Regions from separate parts of the Homo sapiens genome. Here region 2 is linked to region 1. A link is a contact called in ENCODE Hi-C or POLR2A ChIA-PET data. All regions are on one chromosome and are shown on one strand. The core of a region is the stretch at or near the end of the contact, and the rest is flanking DNA. Distances in the headings are between cores, read along the strand shown.

The links. A loop is a pair of places that touch in the nucleus more often than their neighbours do. ChIA-PET counts read pairs that join two places held with the same protein, here RNA polymerase II (POLR2A). Pooled maps may share reads with other maps.
Region 2: a map of vagina shows a loop between it and region 1 (30-fold over the local background). The contact joins the promoter of IGF1 here to the promoter of TMPO-AS1 in region 1. A Hi-C loop is called at or near these places in 1 of 168 maps with a recorded cell type or tissue (vagina) and 2 of 50 pooled maps. POLR2A ChIA-PET finds 5 or more read pairs at or near these places in 1 of 52 experiments (AG04449).

Annotation. Positions count from the first base shown.
Region 1 is chr12:98,514,735-98,518,219 of GRCh38, forward strand. It overlaps TMPO-AS1 (TMPO antisense RNA 1), which reads right to left and starts at 1,492. Exons shown (of 2, transcript NR_027157.1): 1 at 1,257-1,492; 2 at 1-1,163. TMPO (thymopoietin) reads left to right here and starts at 856. Exons shown (of 9, transcript NM_001032283.3): 1 at 856-1,412. The coding sequence starts at 1,134. RefSeq lists enhancers at 476-555, 816-1,005 and a silencer at 1,346-1,615.
Region 2 is chr12:102,478,809-102,482,165 of GRCh38, forward strand. IGF1 (insulin like growth factor 1) reads right to left here and starts at 1,755. Exons shown (of 4, transcript NM_000618.5): 1 at 1,511-1,755. The coding sequence starts at 1,573. LINC02456 (long intergenic non-protein coding RNA 2456) reads left to right here. Exons shown (of 13, transcript XR_007063427.1): 11 at 1-3,357. RefSeq lists enhancers at 211-470, 561-610.

The DNA.
Region 1 (3,485 bases), core at 242-2,741:
AATTATAGGTCACTAGTCTTCCTTTAGGATTATGCACCATCTGTTATTTTAAATTGACCATTGAGGGGGTTCCCAAGGGTTCTCCTTCGTTTTGTTATCAAACGTTAGGTTTAGGATTCTTGCGGGTGGTGGGATCCAAAGCCAGAGACGGTTTCAACAAAAATGCAAGCGCGAATTTGTCTTGCGTCTGAACGCACTGTTCAAATTAAACAATTTAGACATGCCCCAACTATGACACTAAGAAGTGAATGGTATAGTACACTTTTGTCACAAATTCAAGGGTAATTTAAGTGCCCGATTGTAGAGGTCTGGCTTCCCCTGGGTTTCTGGAACAAAAGAAGCGTTCGCGAGGAGAGGGGTAACTCCCCGCCCTCCCCCTCCCAAAGTAAATCAAATCAAGGAATATGAGTGCCTGCAGACAAGCCTCGCTTCTTTTCTTCCCCTTCAGGGCTAGCGTTTGGGGAAGGCAAGGCTGCGGCTACTCTTGGAGCTTCAGTGTCCCGGGAGGAAGAAAGGCCCAGCCAAGGGTCCTCACACTGGCGTGGAATTCGGCGCGTTCGTAGGCGATCGACCCCAGAGACGAAAGCTGCTTCTCAAGCTGGGGGAGGGAGAGGAAACGGCGCACAAAAGCAGTACGACCTGTCCCTTATCGGCGTCTAAGGGGAAGGGTGGAGAAAACGAAAACAGAAGCGGGCCGGGAGCCTCGGCTCCCGCCCCAGCGCCTTTTAAACTGCGTTTCTACCTCCTCTCGCTCAGCGCGGCGGCTAATGGAACCCGCGCGAGCCGTCTCGCCAATCACCGCCGCGCTTCCTCCCGTCGCCCGCCAATGGCGGCGCGCGTTCTTGGGGCGTGGGCGAAGCAGGCTGCTCGCCTCCTGCCTGTAGTGTGTGGGCTGGGGTTGGTGCGAGCTTCCAGCTTGGCCGCAGTTGGTTCGTAGTTCGGCTCTGGGGTCTTTTGTGTCCGGGTCTGGCTTGGCTTTGTGTCCGCGAGTTTTTGTTCCGCTCCGCAGCGCTCTTCCCGGGCAGGAGCCGTGAGGCTCGGAGGCGGCAGCGCGGTCCCCGGCCAGGAGCAAGCGCGCCGGCGTGAGCGGCGGCGGCAAAGGCTGTGGGGAGGGGGCTTCGCAGATCCCCGAGATGCCGGAGTTCCTGGAAGACCCCTCGGTCCTGACAAAAGACAAGTTGAAGAGTGAGTTGGTCGCCAACAATGTGACGCTGCCGGCCGGGGAGCAGCGCAAAGACGTGTACGTCCAGCTCTACCTGCAGCACCTCACGGCTCGCAACCGGCCGCCGCTCCCCGCCGGCACCAACAGCAAGGGGCCCCCGGACTTCTCCAGTGACGAAGAGCGCGAGCCCACCCCGGTCCTCGGCTCTGGGGCCGCCGCCGCGGGCCGGAGCCGAGCAGCCGTCGGCAGGGTAAGGACGCGGGGCCGGGGCTACAAAGGCGGGCGTTTGGCGGTTGCCGCGCGCGCTCGCCGCCGTTTGCAGCCCCTCCCTCCCGGGCGCCCCCTCGGGCCTCCCAGGTGCGGGGCTGTCCCTGCGCCCCCTCGCGTCGCCCCTTCCCCGCGGGGCTGCAGGCGCCGGAGCGGAGAGGCCAGAAGTTGGGGCCGCGGGGTTCGCGTTCTTTGACGTGTGGGTCTGGGAGGTGTGGAGTTGCGTTGGCGGCGGTTGTTTTGCACGCAGTCGACGCCGCTTCCCTGGACCACCAGCCGCCTGCAGCGGGCGTTTAGACGGGGACTTCCGTGCCCTTTCGAAAGCTCTGGAGGGGTGGCCCCAAAATGCTATAGGTTAAGTTCGAGCGTTTTCCCGCTTTATTAACTGAAATGACTCGCAGCAGAGTCTCAGAGCGCTCCCTGGAGGGCAACTGATGACACTCTAATTTCTAACCAAAATTTGAAATGAGGAAATTCCCGCCTTTTTATACTTTTGCGTGTGGAGGGCTTTTTGAACCGTTTATGTTTTCTAGTTTGTTTTAATTTTTCCCAGCAACAGGCCATCTTTTGGCGGAACAGGTTCATGCCGAATTAAAAGGAGCATTTTAAACTATATTTTTAGGCGCCTATTATAATTTTTTAGTTTTTATTTATTTATTTTTTTAGATGGAGTGTCGCACTTGTTGCCCAGGCTGGAGTGCAATGGCGAGATCTCGGCTCACCGCAACCTCCACCTCCCGGGTTCAAGCGATTCTCCTGCCTCAGCCTCCCGAGTAGCTGGGATTACAGGCATGCGCCGCCACGCCCGGCTGATTTGTGTATTTTTTAGTAGAGACGGGGTTTCTCCAAGTTGGTCAGGCTGGTCTCGAACTCCTGACCTCAGGTGGTCCTCCCGCCTCGGCCTCACAAAGTGCTGGGATAACAGGCGTGAGCCACCGGGCCCGGCCCTGCAAACAAATATTTGAAAATTGCAGTTTGGATTGCGTTTTCCCCACATATTGGTAAATTTTGCTTGAGGAAACGAAAGACTTAGGATTCAGGAAAAATTTATTTCATGACATTCTGGTGCATCAGTATTGCAATTTGGAATGTCTGATCCTGGTTAAATCTCAAATCGGCTCCAGCAAAGCATGTTTTGTTTCAGAATAGTTTGCTTTTTTACCTGTGGATTTTAATATGCTTTTTGTGGGTTTGCTTATGCCTGCCGAGTTACCAGGCTTCAAATCGTAATAGGATGAAGCTAAAACTAGTAATTGGTGTAACATAAAATGCCTTGTAAGAGACAGTGAATGTGGTGTTTGGAGTTGTTGGGAATGATCACTAGTTTAAACCGAAATTATTCCTTCCTTCAAATTTTACTTTAGTTTTTAAGGAACCTGTCTAATGTGTTTTCCCGGCTACTCAGGCAGAAATGAAAGACAAATGTAATAGACACATGTAAATTTAATTGAAAATCTTATTCTCGGCTTCAGAGAAGTTGAAAGTTTTACCAAACGTCTTCAGTCCGGTGTCTGGCACATAGTAGTGCCAAATATTTGTACAATAAATAAAAGACCAATCACACCTTATTGTTTAAACATCTTGTTTTGCGGAAAGCTTCTTTAATTTCTTAATAAACAAATTTACTTTTGAAATAAAAGCGTACCCGCTTACCCGTTATGTTTCCCTGCTCTGAAAAAGAAGGTAGTATTTAAACTCTTTAAGTAGAGTTGGTTGAGGCCGGGCGCGGTGGCTCACGCCTGTAAGCCCCGCACTTTGGGAGGCCCAGGCGGGTGGATCACCTGAGGTCAGGAGTTCTAGACCAGCCTGGCCCATATGGTGAAACCCCGTTTCTACTAAAGAAAAAAAATACAAAAATTAGCCGTGCCTGGTGGCGGCGGCCGAGGCAGGAGAATCGCTTGAACCCGGGAGGCGGAGGTTGCAGTGAGCCGAGATCGCGCCATCGCACTCCAGCCTGGGGGACAAGAGCGAGACTTCGTCTCAAAAAAAAAAAAAAAAAAAAGTTGTTTGAAAATAATATTTAAATCAGCACACTTTATAAAAAACCTAATTTTCT
Region 2 (3,357 bases), core at 505-3,004, 4.0 Mb after region 1:
CCTTACTCCCTTCCCCCGACTCACTCACTTGGAAATACCTTGAGAGTCAGAGTACAATCAGCTGGTGAGCTCTGCCTCTGGGCAGGACACCTTTACCCACTGAATTACATGTGAAAGACCACGCAGCTCCCTCAAACCACTTCCTGCTTCAAGTACAGAAAAAAGTAACAACTTATTAAGAGCTCCACTTCTGAAGTGTTCAGCATACACAGCATGAAAAGTGCATTTGGAAACAATTTTCTTAACTTGTAATTAATGCAGAGATAACGCTCCACAGCCTCTTTTATGATCCCCTAAGTAAGGAGACAAAAACTCCAGCTGCTAGATCACATAGTATGTATGCACAGTGACGTCATTTCTTTGAAAGCAAGGTGGCCTGCATGTGTTGGCATCTCAGGAACAGCAGAATCAGGTGCCTGACAAGGGTGTATCTTTAACTCCTGGAGCCACTTACTTGACTAGGGAAAGTCGTAGTGGTGAAGTGTTTGAAAGCAGCAACTGAATGCTGCACTAAGTGGCAGAGACGTCTTATGAATTGAGCCCTCAGGCAATTGAATCGGTGGAGCCAGTGACAGCAGCTTAAAAGCGCTTGCAAATTGAAAAAAAAACACAAGTCTTGAAGGATATAATTTTGCTGAGAATGGAAACTAGAACTACGGCCAGCAATCGGAAACGAGAAGTCGGTGCACTGACAGCAGCAGCCAGATTTACCTAAAGGGACTTCACGACACTGAATATAAAATCAGAGTTTTATAACACAGAACCCCAAGTCCAAACTTTGCCCATGAAAGTCCTCTTCTAAACAGAAAAGTTGGGCAAGCAGCTCTTAGAAAGTTTCTGCTTTCCATATACAGTATGTATTTGTTTAAATTATACAAATATGCAAGGTCAGCAAGAGTTGTCAAGGAGTTCTTTTTTGGAAGAACAAATTACACTTTACTCTAACTTTAACACTCTCTCTGGGCATAAGTGCAGAGTTCCGGGACCTTAGCTCCAAAGATCATATTTAAAAGCTTTAATATCATCTAAAATACAACCCTTCATATATAGCATGCCTTGTAAATAAAGTCCTGATGAGTTACACACACAGAGACACATACACACAGAGACACATACACACATGCAAAAGAACATGGTCTTAAAAATAAAACATCTGCACCTGCAAAAGAAAAAAAAAATCCCCAAGTTCATATCCATGCTCTATAGCCCTTAGCCATAGAGAGGATTTAAAGGAATCTTCTGTAATGACACCACGGAAGCCCTGCAGAAGTGGAGGATTTAGCATAAGTACCTTGCAATAGTTTCTACTCATACAGATATCTGTGCAAATGCATCCATCTCCCCGAGCTATTTTTCAGATTCCACAGAATTGCATATTCAGCAATTTATAAATAACTCTCGGTTCCGAAACAATGAAAATTTTAAAGTGAAGAACAGTTCTAGGCAGAAGCAAACAGTACACAATTTAAATAGAATTCCCCAATGACTTCAAAGAGTAAGAAATATTTACCTTCAAGAAATCACAAAAGCAGCACTTAAATAATTGGGTTGGAAGACTGCTGATTTTTCCCATTGCTTCTGAAGTACAAAGTCTGAAAATGAATTGGTTAGCAGGAATAATGAAGCAAAAAGAAATCCAGAGAGATGGGAGATGTTGAGAGCAATGTCACATTTCAATTTTGAGGACTTTATTCCATTGCGCAGGCTCTATCTGCTCTGAATTTAGCAGTGACAGTGAGATTTAGCAAACAGAAGAGGGATTTAGAGAAAATCCTCACATTTATCTACAAAACACAGACACTGTAGACAGGAAACAGCTGGGGGAACATTTGCCTTCTCTCTCTCTCCCTCTTCTGGCAAAGTTATTGAGTAAGGACTTTTTTGGGCATGGTGACAAATAACATCATACCTTTGCATTTTAAAACTAGAGCACAGAAGCATTTTTTTCCCTTAAAAGAATGTGTGTTAGTGACAGGGTTCGCAGACATTAAAATACTTATGCTGCCATAGAAAATAAGGATCTGTTTTCTGATTAACTTTCTGCTGGGCATGAAGACACAAACGTCTGCTAATACACCTTACCAGTATTAAAGGAATATGGGGGATGGGAGAGCAATTTTAGATTCTAGAGCAAATGCATTATTTAAAACAAAAAAAGAAAGAAAGGACGATAAGACCCTCTCCAGCAAACTCTACAATTTTAACCCTGAAGTGACTGGGGTAAAGTAGATTGGAAGACAGCACTCGGGTGACCCCTTGTCCCAGTTGCCAAGTGAGAGGTGTGATCTCATTTCCTAGAACCTATGGAGGGGCAGGCAGCATTGGATTGGTCCCTTTAGGGCACTGTCTCATACTTTTTCTCCTGCGATGAGGCAAAGACTATGCCGAGCTGTAAAACCCAACTGAAATAGAACATTTTTCTTTATTCTTCTACTAGGCTGCCTGTCACTGTCCCCTCCCCACCCCACCACTCTGGGAGAAGGGTACCTGGGGGGCAAACAATTTTCCTGTTGTTTGAATTTTCCATATAACTCAAACCTGTGTGTGTGTGTGTGTGTGTGTGTGTGTGTGTGTGTGTGTATGACAGAGGGAGTCTGTGTGCCAGAGTGTGTTTTCTTTCTCTGATTTTTGTGTATTCTAAATAACACCAGCTGGCTAGCAATACCCTCTCGAGGGTTATGATGTCATTCAAATCCCTCAACTGGGTGACTGGCCGGCAACATGGTCCAAGCCAGCTGTTTTGCTATTTATAATGTACACTTGCCTTTGCCATTGAGAATTCAGTTCTGATCTTTTGTCGATACAGTTTGTACCTATTTCCCTTTGGTTTTGTGAAGCAGTAGATAAGAAAGTGAATTATAAAATAAGGTTGCAAAAGCCCAGAGCAGACATACCTCTTTCCCTAGAGAGCTCTCCAGGCCTGGTTTCCCAGGAGTGGTGGAAATAACCTGGACCTTGAATTTTTTCTTTTTTTTTTTTTCCACATGACTCTCAGGGGACTGACACATCAACTGAAAACACAGTTCTGCTTGAAATCCTACTCTGGCTCTTTGTGTTATCCTGGGGCCAGAAATTTGTTTGTAGAAGTGGGTGCCCTAACAAAAAACAAACAAACCTGCTTTGTTTGGAAGGGGGTTGGGTTTGTTTGAGTCTTCTGTGTGGTTAATACATTGTAGCAATGTTTACCTTTCAGAAATCAAAGTTAGAAATCTGGAATTATGTTGTGTCAATGGTGCACTATGTTCAGCAACATTTTGTGAGCTCTACTATGTGCCCAACTACAACATCCCTAGGAAAACAAAGAGGAATAAGATATGGTCAAGTCCCTTCAGGGGCTTTCAGCTGAATGTCAGAGAC